2 separate regions of the Homo sapiens genome follow, and region 1 is linked to region 2. Evidence: read pairs that join two places in POLR2A ChIA-PET (ENCODE). Cell type or tissue: PC-9. All regions are shown on one strand. Each heading gives the region's core, and the rest is flanking DNA. Links, peaks and the distances in the headings are about the cores only. Region 1 overlaps RAMP1 (receptor activity modifying protein 1). Region 2 overlaps SCLY (selenocysteine lyase).

The links. ChIA-PET counts read pairs that join two places held together with the same protein. Peaks named below come from ENCODE experiments on the same cell type or tissue, not always from the same donor. Only the 100,000 strongest peaks of a DNase experiment are listed, where the experiment ranks them.
Region 1: POLR2A ChIA-PET joins it to region 2 with 6 read pairs; 2 of 35 experiments call an interaction of 5 or more read pairs at or near these places.

What each region holds. Positions count from the first base shown.
Region 1 is chr2:237,884,770-237,891,698 of GRCh38, forward strand. The region is part of intron 2 of RAMP1 (receptor activity modifying protein 1); the gene reads left to right. Among named protein-coding and RNA genes, the nearest start is that of RAMP1, 29 kb to the left of the region's middle. RefSeq lists a silencer at 4,375-4,575. In PC-9, for the core only: no CTCF peak of the experiment used is centred there; a DNase peak (open chromatin) is centred at 3,842; H3K27ac peaks cover 1,296 bases.
Region 2 is chr2:238,061,712-238,069,750 of GRCh38, forward strand. SCLY (selenocysteine lyase) reads left to right here. Exons shown (of 12, transcript NM_016510.7): 2 at 2,646-2,758; 3 at 6,354-6,454; 4 at 7,586-7,766. UBE2F-SCLY (UBE2F-SCLY readthrough (NMD candidate)) reads left to right here. Exons shown (of 19, transcript NR_037904.1): 9 at 2,646-2,758; 10 at 6,354-6,454; 11 at 7,586-7,766. Among named protein-coding and RNA genes, the nearest start is that of SCLY, 4.7 kb to the left of the region's middle. In PC-9, for the core only: no CTCF peak of the experiment used is centred there; no DNase peak of the experiment used is centred there.

The sequences.
Region 1 (6,929 bases), core at 2,812-5,311, 180 kb before region 2:
TACTGACCATGGTAGCCTCAGGTCACCTCAGCTTTGGTTACCCGAGGCTGTCACTGCGGACCCTGCCCTGCCCTGCCGACCCCATGCTGGGCAATCATGGGCCCTCCCCCAGCCCAAGGAGCTGCTCAGAGGACGGGGCTCCAGGCCCCAGGGAGTGGGGCTGCAGCCCAGCGTGGTAGTTGGGGGACGCAAGACAAATGTCTGCAGTGCCTGCTGTGGTACGGCGGCTCAGCATGGCCAGCGCCAGGCATGACGCTCTGGGTCCACACGACGTTGGGCAGGGTGCACCAACACTTTGGGGTCCTTCCCAGCCTGCTGCATTTCCCTCCTGCTGCCTTCTTTGTGTCTCCTGCTAAAAGAGTCAAGTCAGGAAATTCTTCAGAACTCAGCAGCAACATGGGAACAGCTGCTTGTATTTTGAATTTCAGCAGGAACTGAGAGGGAGGCTTCTTCTGAAATCACGAGGGCTGTCTGGGCCAAGGGCAGGGTGTCCTCCTGGATTTCTGCTGAGCTCGACCCCCACGAGGTCTCGGGATGGGCTGTTCACAGAGCCCTGCCCGCCGCCTGCCCCTGCCCGGAGGCCTGGCCCTGGAGCCCACCCACCTCCCTGAGGCCTGTCGTGAGCATCAGGAGCTCCCAGTACAGCATCTGGGGCTGCCTCGGTGCCCTCGTGGGTTTGTTCATGGCGGTGTCCGCCCTGGAACTTGCCACATGCCCACGAGCACTGGGACCCCTCTGTGCTCTCCCTGGTGGCTGTGGTGCTGTCATCCCTGTGTGTGCTGGTGGAATAGCGTGGGCTCCACGGAAAGGCCCTCAGGCGTGGACAGGACAGATGGCAGTGCCCAGCACAGCCAGGTCTCAGAGGATCCAAAGGCGAGCATTGCCCAGGCCGAGGCCGCCCTCCCTGCCTACTGACCTCCCTGCCCACCGCCACACCATCGCTCCTGCCGTGCCCCTCTCTGTGTGTCTGCACCAGGCGTGAAGCCAGTTCTTGTGAGGAAAGCCCTGGCTAGATGTCTGTTCCCCCACCCTCTGCCCCCCCTGGGTGGGAGAATCTTTCCAGGCATCTCCAGAGCACACCCCAGGGGCACGGAAACCCGGCTGCTGACCCCTGACCTCCTGGGGCCTTCAGCACTAATGGCCAGCCCCGCGGGAGGCAGAGGAGCAGGAAGAGCCCCTGGGAGCCGGGTCCTCGAAGACTCCAGGCTATGGCTTACAGAGGAGAAGGGGGCAGAGGAGGAGAGAAGGAGGTGGCTGTGCCAGGAAAGACATGCAGCTCGCGCAGTGACACCAGTCTGGCTCCCCTGAGGACGCCACTCCTGTGGCCTGCGCAGGCATCAGCCGGGGTGCCGGGTCCCCATGGGGACGAGCTGTAGACACAGCTGTCCAGGGCTGGGCAGAGTGGGGCAGTGGCTGGGGATATGCCGGCCCTGCCCAGGCCGCCCCACGGGGGTGTCGTTCCACCTTCCTGTAGTCTCCTTGGCGCGCGTGACCGTGGTTGTGCAGGGAGCGCCTTCTGCTGGTTTTCAGCACTGGAGAAATAAACCAGGGCTCAGAGTCCTTGGCAGCCGCCCCTGGAATGTGTTCAGGTCAGGGGTTGCCTCACTTAACGTGCGCGCCATGGTGGGTTCTGATGAGGATCCCCAGAGGATCTGATGACACCTGCCTGCTGGGCTGGGGGGCTCTGGAATGGGGAGGAGGAGCCCCATTTCCCTTCTCAGAAAGCTCCAGGAGAAATGCATCTGTGAGGACCCACAGAGAGGAGCCCTCGTGTTGGGGGAGCTTGGAGGCTGGGGCTGGAGCGGGCGACTGCTGGCCTCACCCCTCCACACCCAGGGACCACCTTGTCATCCTCAGCACATCTTTTTCGGAAGTCTTCTGGCCCTGGGGGAAGGCACAGATGGAGAGACCTTCCCCAGACCCTGTGGTGACTTAGCGCGGAGCGTGGCACTGAGCCCACCATGGCGTCTTTCCCATCAGGTGATTAACTGCCTGGTTTCACATCCTCCTGAGTATGGGGATGAAATCAGGCCTGTGCGTCAACGCGAAAGGTCAGACATGCGGTGACGCTAACCAGATCCCGGCAGTGAGTGAAAGGGTGGGCAGGTGGAACACGTCTGGTGGCGGGGGCTCGTCGTAGCTCAGCATCCACCCCCGCCTCCCCTGTGGACACTCGACTACAGCAGCCACACCCCCAGAAAGCCCTAGAACCATCCAGGCTGTGCAGACGGGACTTGGCTGTCCTGGGACACAGGCCAGTTTGTGCACACAGGGCTTCACTGAGCCCCGAAGGCGGCCTCCTGGGCTGCCCATGGGGAAGGGGTGGGGGTGGGGTGGGGGAGAGAGGATGAAGATGTGCCCTTGTGTGTGACACCTCTGGCTGTGGGTCCTGTGTGGGGAGGGCAGTGGGTAGAGGACAGAGCAGATGTCCCCTCCTAATGCTGACCTTCACTCCAGCCCCCAGGCTGGGCCATGGCATCTCCCAGGATCTATCCATTCATCACTCAGATGGTAGACATCTCCCAGGCACAGGCAGGGCCAGCAGCATTCTCAGTCCCCTGTGGGAGGGCCTCCAGGGAGCAGTGGCACCTCACAGCCTTCCCTGTGCATAGTTCGAGGACACCGAGTATCTTGCGGGACCTAAGCACAGGGTGCCCTTTGGGATGCGTCTTGGGACAGGCCTTGGGTCTGAGTCCACTCTTGTTTCAGCTTCTTGTCTCAATCAAAAAATGGAGAATGCACTTTCTGAAAAAGAGACTGAGTTTACCCTCACTGCCCAGGCAGTGGAGGCCGCCTCACTCTAGGGCAGGCCACACTGGCACGCTGTGGTTCCCTACTCCTGCTCGAGTTAAAGCCATTTCCTGGTTTTTGCTATTATAAATGATGGAGCTGGGCACAGTGGCTCACACCTGCAATCCCAGCACTTTGGGAGACCAAGGCATGTGGATCACTTGAGCCCAGGAGTTCGAGACCAGCCTGGGCAACATGGCGAAACCAGGTATCTACAAAAAATGTAAACATTAGCTGAGTGTAATGGGCGCACCTGTAGTCCTAGGGAGGCTGAAGTGGGAGGATCGCCTCGGCCCAGGAGGTTGAGGTTGTGCCACTCCATTCCAGCCCAGGTGACAAAGTGAGACCTTGTCTGAAATAAATGACAACACTATAAGAACTTGTGTACATATATCCTTTGTTTTTTTAAAAAAGATTTTGTTGTTAGACATTCCTGGGAGAAATAATTCATGCAAGTAGGCTTACTGTAGCATGTACCATGAACATTCTGTGGTTCTGGGGGGTTTTTTTTTGAGACAGAATCCTGCTGTGTCGCCCAGGCTGGAGTGCAGTGGCACAATCTCGGCTCACTGCAACTTCTGGCTTCTGGGTTCAAGCGATTCTCCTGCCTCAGCCTCCCGAGTAGCTGGGATTACAGGTGCCTGCCACCATGCCTAGCTAATTTTTTGTATTTTTAGTAGAGACAGGGTTTCACTATGTTGGCCAGGCTGGTCTCAAACTCCTGATCTCAGGTGATCCACCTCCGCCTCTCAAAGTGCTGGAATTACAGGCGTGAGCCACCACGCCCGGCCCATTCTGTGGTTCTTGATAGATTTTTGCCAGTTGTTCCTCTAAAGAATTTTACTAATTTATAATTCTATCAGCAACATATGAAAATGCCTAGTTCCTCATAGGCTCGTGAGTATTGAGTTTGTAGGGATTTTATTTTTGCAGGTCAAAGGAGATTTCCTCTGTAGTTTTAGTTTGCATGTCTTTGGCAATTAGGAAAGTTGAACTGGTCTCTGACAGTTATTTGGAATTTGTTTTTTCTCAAGTGCAAGTTACGTCACCATGACCTTTCCTATTTGTCCTGTGAGTCATTGCCCTTTTTTCCTTTTTTTAAGACTTTATTTTTTAGAGCAGTTTTAGGTTCACAGCAAAATTGAGAGGAAGGTACAGAGATTTCCCATATGCCCATTGGAGGTATTTTTAATCTTCTTTTACAAATTCTTTTTTTTGTTTGTTTGTTTTGAGACGGAGTCTCCCTCTCTTGCCCAGGCTGGAGTGCAGCGGCACAATCTTGGCTCACTGCAACCCCTGCCTCCCGGGTTCAAGTGATTCTCCTACCTCAGCCTCCTGAGTAGCTGGAACTACAGGCACCCGCCACCACGCCCAGCTAATTTTTTGTATTTTTAATAGAGACGGGGTTTCACCATGTTGGCCAGGCTGGTCTCGAACTCCTGACCTCAAGTGATCCATCCGCCTCGGCCTCCCAAGATTACAGGCATGAGCCACTTTGCCCGGCCATAGATTCTTGAAGAATATATATATTAACTATTTGCCATTGTGCTCTAAATATTTTCTTGTTTCGTTTGTGTGTCTTTTGATGTTCATTTTCCACACTGTCGTTCATTAGCTAATCTGTGAACACATGGATGCTCCCATTCACCCCTCATCAGTCAGTGACCGTGTGACCTCCGCACAGCTGTAACTGTCCACAGACTCTGTCGTCTCAATTGTGAGAGTCATATGCCCACAAGATTATGTTCTGTGTCTTTGTAGTTGTTCTGTGTTTTGAAATGATATGTATCTTCTTAACACAGTGGATGGACAGAAATGTATTTCCTTCCCACCTCAATTATCCTAACAGAATTTGTTAAATAATGTCGCCAACCTCCATTGTTTTGTGTTGCTTAATTTAACACATAATAGCTTCCTATGTGCATTAGAGTCTATTTGAAATAATTTTTACTTATATTCTGGGGTCGTACCACGCCATTTAAATTACCACAACTTTACAATATTTCCTACAATTTAGAAGGCCTCTCCTACCATGTTTCATTTTCATTATATTTTACATTATGTTTTGCATGCTTTGATATATTTTCTGCCTATTTTTCCAAAAGAACTTAAGAATCATGTTGCTAAATTCCATAAAAAGTCATTGCAGCCCCGACCTCCTGGGCTCAAGCAATCCTCCCACCTCAGCCTCCCAAATAGCTGGAACTACAGGCATGTGCCACCACACCCAGCTAATTTTTATTTTTTTGTAGAGATGAGGTCTCCCTATGTTACCCAGGCAGGTCTTGAATTCTGGGCTAACGCAATCCTCCTGCCTGAGCCTCCCAAAGTGCTGGGATTACAGTTTGATGGGTTGTTACCTGATACTGCTTTTTAGCGAATAGTAGGAAAACTACCATGGACCTTGGGGACCAAGCATGCAGTGCCAAGTGGGGCCCGCCTGCAGAAACCCCGCCGGCTGCGTCCCTCCTTCAGCGCTGTGAGCCTCTGCGGCCTCCCCAGTAAAATGGGTATAGAAAGTGATGAATAAGGAAGCTCCGGATTTTCCTCTTTGTGTTTCCTTAATCAGGTTTTAGGGTTAGGACCACGTTTGCCTAATGGGATAGACATGCTAGCCCACCATTAGAATCAAGGGTGGGAAATAATTTTTTTTTTTTTTTGAGACAGAGTCTCACTGTGTCACCCAGGCTGGAGTCCAGTGGTGTGATCTTGGCTCACTGCAACCTCCACCTCCTGGGTTCAAGTGATCCTCCTGCCTCAGCCTCCTGAGTAGCTGGGACTACAGGCACTCACCACCACGCCTGGCTAATTTTTGTATTTTTGGTAGAAATGGGGTTTCACTGTGTTTCCCAGGCTGGTCTCAAACTCCTGGGCTCAAGTGATCCACCCGCCTCGGCCTCCCAAAGTGCTGGGATTACAGGCATGAGCCACTGCACCGAGCCAGAAATAATTTGTGATGTGAGAATTACTTATTTCTTAGAAGTTTGAATGAATTCATCACTAACACCATCAAACCTCAGTAATTTGGGGGATTTCCTTCTCCAGTTACTTCCTCCACTATTGATTTATTTTGACTTTCTAGCTCTTGTTTTAACGGTTATCTTCATCTGTGTTTATTTGGTCTATGTCCTTCAGATTTCTCAGTTAACTGAAACATGCTGCATAGTATTCCTTTACGTGTTTAATATCCCTTAGACTCAAGCTTATGCCTCCACTTTTGTTTTTGCTGTGTTTCTTCTTTCCCCTTTTTTTCTTTGTTTAGATGCTATTTCATTCATCAAAAGGAACTGAGAGGCCACTGTTTAATGAACCGCACATGCCCAGTTTTGTAGTCTTTAGAAAATAGGCCACACTTTGCATCACCGTGTCTTTTCTCAGTTTTTTTGCTTTAACTTTTACCACTCACTTCCCCCCTTTTCCCTTTCTTAAAATTGTTTCTTTCCTAAGATATGATTTCAATCCTTAGTTCATCATTTTTCTCACTTTTCTTGAAAATAATAAAGACATTTAAGGCTGTGATGTGTTTCTCTAAGGACTTTCCTCATTCATCACTTTCTATAGGTTTTGATATGTCAGTTTTTTTCATTGTATTCTCTTTTTTTTTTTTTGAGACGGAGTCTCACTCTGTCACCCAGAGTGAGGGTGCAGTGGCATGGTCTCGGCTCACTGCAAGCTCCGCCTCCCGGGTTCACGCCATTCTTCTGCCTCAGACTCCTGAGTAGCTGGGACTACAGGCGCCCGCCACCACGCCCGGCTGATTTTTTGTATTTTTAGTAGAGACAGGGTTTCACCGTGTTAGCCAGGATGGTCTCGATCTCCTGACCTCGTGATCCGCCTGCCTCGGCCTCCCAAAGTGCTGGGATTACAGGCGTGAGCCACCGCGCCCAGCCCATTGTATTTTCTTAACAGACAGATATTGTCTTCTTGACTTTCTTCTCAAGACAATTTTTTCCTTAGGTAAGTATATTTTAAAATATACTATTTCTATTTCTGTTTGTTCTTAATCTCTTTTTTTGCCGTAGGGAGGAAATGTAGCCTGAATCATTTCTGCTTTTGTATTTTTATGGAGATTTGATTTGAGACTAGTATATGATGACTTTTTGTGAACATACAATGAATACTTGAAAAAGAAGAAATTA
Region 2 (8,039 bases), core at 2,304-4,803:
AAGCTGGTGCACTGGGGCAGGTGAAAGGGAATCAAGGGTTCTCCCAGACTGCTGGCCCAGCTGCAGGAAACGGGATGGCCACCGCTGAGAAGCGCGGAGACCCGAAGCACGTGGTATCCATACTAGTTAAGTCCGAGAAGAGCAGGAGGCAGGGGTATGCATTTTCTGGTTTGTGTGTCTTCTTTCCAGACCCCTCTTTTTCCTTTTTGTGAGCTCATTCGCTACCCATGCTTAGAATATGAGGGGGTCCAGGCCTAAAGCACACACATTTGGCATTCTACCTTGGTTGGAACAAAGTGAAGGGATCTGGGAAAATATCCCCTAGGGAATCAGTGGAGCGAGATTCCCAAGATTTTTTATTTTTTGGTTATGAAGCTAACAAAGTTGAGCCTGCTCATCCAATACTGATAGCATTTTAAGGAAGCAGCAAATAATGAAGCAAAGGAATGTGTAAAGTATTAATCTGAACAAAATAGATTTGTTCAGCCCAGCAGCAGATTGAAGAGCTACAGTCGCTCAACAAACACTAGCTAGCCTAAGGTACTTTGGATGCTTATTTATAGGAAAGAAAAACAGATATAAGGGCACATGCAAAGTCAAGCCGGGCTGGGGGATTCCTAGGACTATTAATACTAGTACCAGAGTGGTAAAGGATGGCGAGTCAAACTTGTCAAAGCCTTGTACCTATTGAGTGATTTTTTTTTTTTTTTTTAATTGAGATGGAGTCTCACTCTGTCACCCAGGCTGGAGTGCAGTGGTGCAGTCTTGGCTCACTGCAACATCCACTGCCCGGGTTCAAACGATTCTCCTGTCTCAGCCTCCCAAGTAGCTGGGATTACAGGCACGTGCCACCACGTCCAGCTAATTTTATTGTATTTTTAGTAGAGATGGGGTTTCGCCGTGTTGGCCAGGCTGACCTTGAACTCCTGACCTCAGGTGATCTGCCCGCCTTGGCCTCCCAAAGTGCCGGGATTACAGGCGTGAGCCACAGGGCACAGCCTGTTGAGTGATTTTGAACAGAAAAGATGCTTCATTTCAACTAATGCACATTCTGTCCACACTCAGTGGCTTAACAGCCACAGTTAGTCATTGTATCTGGGTTTTCATGTGGATTGGTGTAAGCACTGTTTATTTAAAAACTAGATAAATTAATATCAGGCAGGACTACTACTACACATTTTTCTAAAGGCTTTCGAAGGTTTTGGATATTAGTAAAAAGATATACAGATAAATTTTACTTAGTGAGGGATCTTTCAGGGAATTTGTACTTTCTGTGGCATTTATTTTGTCATCTTATAAAAATCAGGCCCCTGTTGTGTGGCAACCATGGGCTTCAACATTGGTGACAGGGCAGTGAGAAAAACAGAGCCCCCATGCCCATGGAGCCATACTTCTGTTACTCTATTAAGGTAGACAGTAAGGGAACAAGTCTGGTATGTCAGATGATGATGCTGCCCAGAAAGGAAGGCGGGAAGGGGACCTGGAGGCTGGGGAGGTAGGGACATAGGTGGCTGCAGTTTTGTGGGTTTGTTTTTTTTGTTGTTGTTTTTTTTTTTTTTGAGACGGACTCTCACTCTGTTGCCCAGGCTAGAGTGCAGTGATATGATCTCGGCTCACAGCAACCTCTGCCTCCTGGGTTCAAGCAATTCTTCTGCCCCAGCCTCCCTAGTAGGGCTAATGTTTGCATTTTTAGTAGAGATGGAGTTTCACCATGTTGGCCAGGCTGGTCTCAAACTCCTAACCTCAAGTGATCCACCTGCCTTGACCTCCCAAAGTGCTGGGATTATAGGCGTGAGCCACCGCGCCCAGCCAGCTGTAGTTTTAAGCAGAGCTGCAGGGCAGGGGGTCTCACAAGAGGACTAAGTTGGAACAAAGACCTAAAAAAGTAAGGTGGGGGCAGGGCATGTAGTCTTTCTGGGCAAAGAAACTGAAAGTGCAAGGTCTGGGGCCAAAGTTCACCTGCCCCAGGGAGAAGCCCAGGTCACTAGGAGCCCCACAGGCCATCGCAAAAATGAGTGTGGGGAAATAAGGCGAACCTCTGATGAAGTTAAAACAGCAGACAGGAAAGTTCCCTTGGGGAATGTGCAGCTGTTCCCCTCCTTCCATAAGGAAGAGGCCAGTGATCTGCCCTTTACAGCAGTCAGATGGGTAATCTGGGCCCAACAGACCATTAATCCTACCAAGGGGTAGAAAGAGTGTTTGTTATTAGAGACTGGGTCTGGCTGTGTTGCCCGGGCTGGAGTGCAGTGGCTATTCATAGGCACCATCATAGCTCACTGCAGCCTCAAACTTCTGGCCTCAAGAGGTCATTCCGCCTCAGCCTCCCACATGGCTGGACTACAGGCACAATCCACTGTGCCTTGCTAGAAAGAAATTTTGAAAACCGAAATGAAAATCCAAGTCCTATCAATTATAAAAGAAATTGACAAAAACTAGAGTCTTAGAAATTATGCATGCATTTTCCATAAGTAGTGTAGATCTGTAGATTCCCAAGTGCAGCTTGTGGATGCCTGCAGTGCTTATGCAGAGGATCACCATGCCCTTGACATTATTTGCTCCTGCCGATGGGATAGACACAGAGCAGCCATATTTCCCATATGCCATCTCCTTTTCCTTAATGGGTGTCTTTGCTTTCTTTCCTTCAGGAAAGTTTATATGGACTATAATGCAACGACTCCCCTGGAGCCAGAAGTTATCCAGGCCATGACCAAGGCCATGTGGGAAGCCTGGGGAAATCCCAGCAGCCCGTATTCAGCAGGTAATTCTAGAAGATGCACGTGTTCACTGATGGGAGATAATGGGGATGGGGCGCTCTTAGAGAAATTGCACACCCACACGTGACGGCTTTGTTTTGAATAGGTTTCTGTTAGCTGCAATTCTTGAGCTGTAATTTTTGATAGTTTCTTTTCTGGGAAGGCCCCATTTGTAAGCTGAGCCTTGTCGATACTGTAATCTTTAACCTTTAATGTTTAATCTTTAACATGCTGTCCTGTCACCCTTTCCCAGATGAGAAAGGTGTCTACTGAGAGTTCCTTGAAGTAGCAGTCAGTACCTGTGGAGCACTTCACAGATCTAGCTCAGTCAATCCTTACAGAATTTGCAAAATATGTCTTTTAGGTCATCAGGATAACATATAATCCTGGCCCTTTTTAAAGATGAAAATTACTTTTTCATTAATTACTTTAGTTATGAATATTCTTATTTGTTTCCAATTTATTCTTATTGTAATGTAGACCATTAAATTGGAGGTTTTGGAGAAGAATTTGCTTCAAGTCAGTTATATGACAGAGTTACATTCTGTTTTTCAGACAGATGAGCAAGCTAAAGTCTTACCTTTCTTATTTCATGTTTATGAGAGATAATTAAGATAAACTGTGTTAACTGTGGATGATGATGAACTAAATTAACTTCAAACAGAATATTGCCAGGCCATACGATTTAGTAACACTTGCGTACAATTTACAGGTTTAATACGTTCTCCTATCCATTTGCTTATTAAACGTTTCACGGCAACTTAATAACAAAGCCCTTCAGCTCAGATACTAGTCATTCATTAACTTATTTGTTGGCTTATTTGTTGGTCTATTCTGGCTAATCTTCTGCACATTGCCTCGTATCCAGTCTCTCCTCTAGTAAAATTGAAATTTCTGACGTATTAGACTTGAAAATATGGAGAATAATTAAATGCCGATGACAGGCATTGTCTCATGAAAAAGTCTGGGAATCGCTCTCAGGGAGAAATCATGTTCTGGACCTGAATGAAGCCTGGCAGTGGCTTTTAGGTTTCCTTGATAGCCTTTGTTTCCACAAATTAAGAACCATAAACTCAAAAGTGTTGCAGTTCACTTTGTGTTGCTACTCAGATCGAAATGCAAAAGAAAAAAAATCAATTTATAGAGTGGTTTAATTATTTTCACAATATTGTTATTTAAACTAATAATATTTTATTTTATTATTATTATTATTATTATTATTATTATTTTGAGATTGAGTCTCGCTCTCGCCCAGGCTGGAGTGCAGTGGTGCAATCTCGGGTCAATGCAACCTCCGCCTCCCGGATTCAAGCGATTCTTCTGCCTCAGCCTCCCAAGTAGCTGGGACTAGAGGCACGCGCCACCATGCCTGGCTAATTTTTGTATTTTTAGTAGAGACGGGGTTTCACCATCTTGGCCAGGCTGGTCTTGAACTCCTGACCTTGTGATCCACCCACCTCGGCCTCCCACAGTGCTGGGATTACAGGTGTGAGCCACCATGCCCAGCCTAAATATTATCTAAAGCCTTTGAGGGAAATTTATTTTAAGGAATATGTTGAGGATGTGGGGATTTTACATACCTAAGATATTTATCACAGTCTTGCTTATAATAGCAAAACAAACAAAAACCCTGAAAATAAGCTCAGCATTCATGAATTTTTATGAAAAATAAACTATCTTCGGCAAAACAAGAAACCTAGTGAGCATTGCACTGTTGTGCATGTGGAAGTCTCTTTACTGCCTGTTGCTGGAAGATAGCTGGCGCTCATACCTCCCCGTCCAGCCCACTGCAGTCACATCATAGTGACGGAAGCCTCTGGAAGGTTCACCATATACCTGTGAGAAAAGGAGCGTGAAAAAGGCAGTTCTTCTCTTAGTATCATCATGAAAACAGTTTTGACTTTGTGGACCTCCTGAGAGGGCCTTGGGGTTTTGGAAACCGCTGACGTAAGCAGCACTGACTGAGCACCAGCTGTGTACTCAGCACCCTGTTGGGGGAGGGATGAAGCACGGTGCCCAAAATGTATTTGGGTTTTCGAGGCATTACTTTGTCCACTATGTGGAGAATGGACCCTGGTGGGGGCCTGCTAGGAGAACATCACAGCAGTGGCCTTGGCTTGGTTGGTGGCTGGGCGGTGGAGAGGCAGAGTCAGGTTTGGAACATCGTTTGAACACAGAGCCTACAGCATTTGCTGGTGGATTAATTGGCGGGGAATGAAAAGGGAAAGAGCCCACGCTTTTGCCCTGGGCTGCTGAGGGATGGAGTTGCCATTTCCTGAGTGTATTAGTCTGTTCTCATGCTGCTAATGAAGATGTACCTGAGACTGGGTAATTTATAAAGGAAAGAGGTTTAATTGACTCACAGTTTCCCATGGCTGGGGAGGCCCCACAATCACGGAGGAAGGCGAAAGAGGAGCAAAGTCACATCTTACATGGCAGCAGAGAAGAGTGTGCGTGCAGGGGAGCTCCCCTTTATAAAACCATCAGATTTCATGAGACTGATTCACTATCACGAGACTAGCATGGGAAAGACCTGCCGCCATGATTCAGTTACCTCCCACCGGGTCCCTCTGATGACGTGGGAATTATGGGAGCTACAATTCAAGATGAGATTTGGGTGGGGACACAGCCAAACCATTATCACTGAGAGAGGGAAGGCTGAGAGTGAGGGTGACAGTTTATTACGGTGACTTTTAGTGTCACCAAGAAAAATGATGGAGTTTTCCTAAACACCACTTAGGTGTTTAGGAAACTACTACTAAAACTGACATCTATACAGTAGCGTTAAGGAGCAGCAGAATTACTTTGCATATTTATTTTACCTCAGCTTTTTATATTTCTCTTTTTTATGATGTTTCGTAATAGTATATGTTTTAGCGGTGCCTGCTCAATTTTTTCTTATTTTTAAATAAGACTGAATGGTCAAAAAAGTTTGGGGACTCCTGGTGTGTACACTAAGAATGGTCACTGAAACTTTCGGCATTCCCATGCCAGAGCCTTTCCTTCTTTGCCCCATCAAGCATGGTTGCTGTGTTTTCCTTCTAGCCAGTGAAACTGGGTGATGGCCGGATGCATAGCCCTGTTTGAAAGCAGGTGTGTCCCTGAGACAGTAACCTTTGTAGCCCAGGTACCCTGTGGGCGACATGCAAAATGAGATATGGCACTGGACTTCGCGTCGAGTCATGAGTTCTGTTTTTGCTTATTTTTGTTGTTTGCAACTCATTCCATCCTTTCATTCTCCTCTCTTGATGAATGGGAAGCAAGGCAGATGGCCACAGCTGCCCTCCCTCTAGCATCCAGTAAGAAGAAAGCCACATCTTGGGGGACGTCCAGGTTCATAGCCAGACTCCCTTACTTGTTTCTGGGTCTCATGGAGTTAATAACTCTCAGTTTGGTCCCTGGTTCGCTGCTGTCTCGGCCGCCCCTTTGCCGGGTTGTGTCTAGGTTGTAGCATTTTGCTGTGCTCACATTAAGGGGCCAGGTTTTGTCTTAGAACGGCCCACGCAGACCTCTTATTCCTTTGTATTTGGTTGTCCTTTTAGATGCGTTGATTGAGCTTGGTGAAGCAATGTTAATGAATTTCCTTTTTGGTCCCTCAAGGAAGAAAGGCCAAGGATATTATAAATGCAGCTCGGGAAAGCCTCGCGAAGATGATAGGGGGGAAACCTCAAGATATAATCTTCACTTCCGGGGGCACTGAGGTAAAGCTTCTGAACACACTCACATTCTGTTAACTGTAAGTTATAATAAAATACACAGAAAGTGATTTCCTTTTGCTACATTTTCATTTAAAGAAAGAGTAGGCCAAGTGTGGTGGCTCATGCCTGTAATCCCAGTACTTTGGGAGGCCAAGGCAGGAGGGTTGGTTGAGCCCAGGAGTTTGCGACCTCCCTGAGCAACATAGGGAAAGTCCATCTCTACAAAAAAAAAAAAAATTAGCTGGGCGTGGTGGTGTACACCTGTAGTCCCAGCTACTAGGGAAGCTGAGGTGGCAGAATCATTTGAACCCAGGAATTCAAGGCTGCAGTGAGCTATGATCACGCTGTTGCACTCCATCCTGGGCAAGAGAGTGAGACCCTGTCTCAGAAAGAAAGAGAGTAATGTGTGGTCTTGCTATATTGCATACTAGCTCGAGATAATTAGTATATATCCTTTAAGTAAATTCCAGGTAGCCGATAGGATTTTTGTAATGTAATATGTAAAGTAACCTGCTTTGCATTGTTATTTCCATAAAGGTTTCCCCGTCATTGTTGCCCTGGAATCAGTCCTTTTCATCCCTAATTGATAGATATTTAAGGACTTTCCAAGGTTTTGCTGTAACAAACAGTGCTGCACTTAATAAATAACCTTTATACACACTATTTTGTTTCACTGTGAATGTAGCTGTAGGAAAAAGTCCAAGAACTAGAATTGCTGGGTCACGGGGCTCATTTGGTAGATGTGATAAATGGCCCACAGTAGAGGTTGTACCAATTTATACTCCCACCAATAGTGGGTGGCTGGACAAAATACTCTTTATGGCAGATTTATAAAATTTAAAAATTCATAATATTCTATGCATATAACCACACTGCACTTATACCAATACATTTATATAAATTCTTAAAAATTAATAATATTGCTTAACTATAAAACAGACATAATTGACTGGAATCTCATGTTTTTGAATGTTGGAAAACCCCAAATCTTTCAAAAGGTCCCACTCAGGAAGTTGAATTTCTTTGAAGCTTTTTTGATGTTAGCCACAAAAGAAATTAAGTAACAGAAATTGTTGCTCTGACCCTTACCTCAGCACAGTTTTTGTAAATGCTTTTTTTGCTGTATCTCTGCAGTCAAATAATTTAGTAATCCATTCTGTGGTGAAACATTTCCACGCAAACCAGACCTCAAAGGGACACACAGGTGGGCACCACAGCCCAGTGAAGGGGGCCAAGCCCCATTTCATTACTTCCTCGGTGGAACACGACTCCATCCGGCTGCCCCTGGAGCACCTGGTGGAAGAACAAGTGGCAGGTGAGTGAGTGCAGGGTGGCCCTGGGACCAGCCTGCTGAGCTCCAGCTGCGAGGCGGGAAGTGGCCTGCGAGCAGAGCCCGGGATCCGCTGCAGAGATGTAGATTCAGTGTGCCACTCACTGTAACTCACTGGTTCTGATGAGGAGGCAGGCCCTGGCACCTTGGTGAATAGTTGCCCCTCACTGCACTGGGCTCCCTGGCTGCCCCTCTCGGTGCAGAGGCCAGCTGCCACAAGGGGGTTGGCAAGTGTGGCCAAACTTTCCCTTAGGAAGT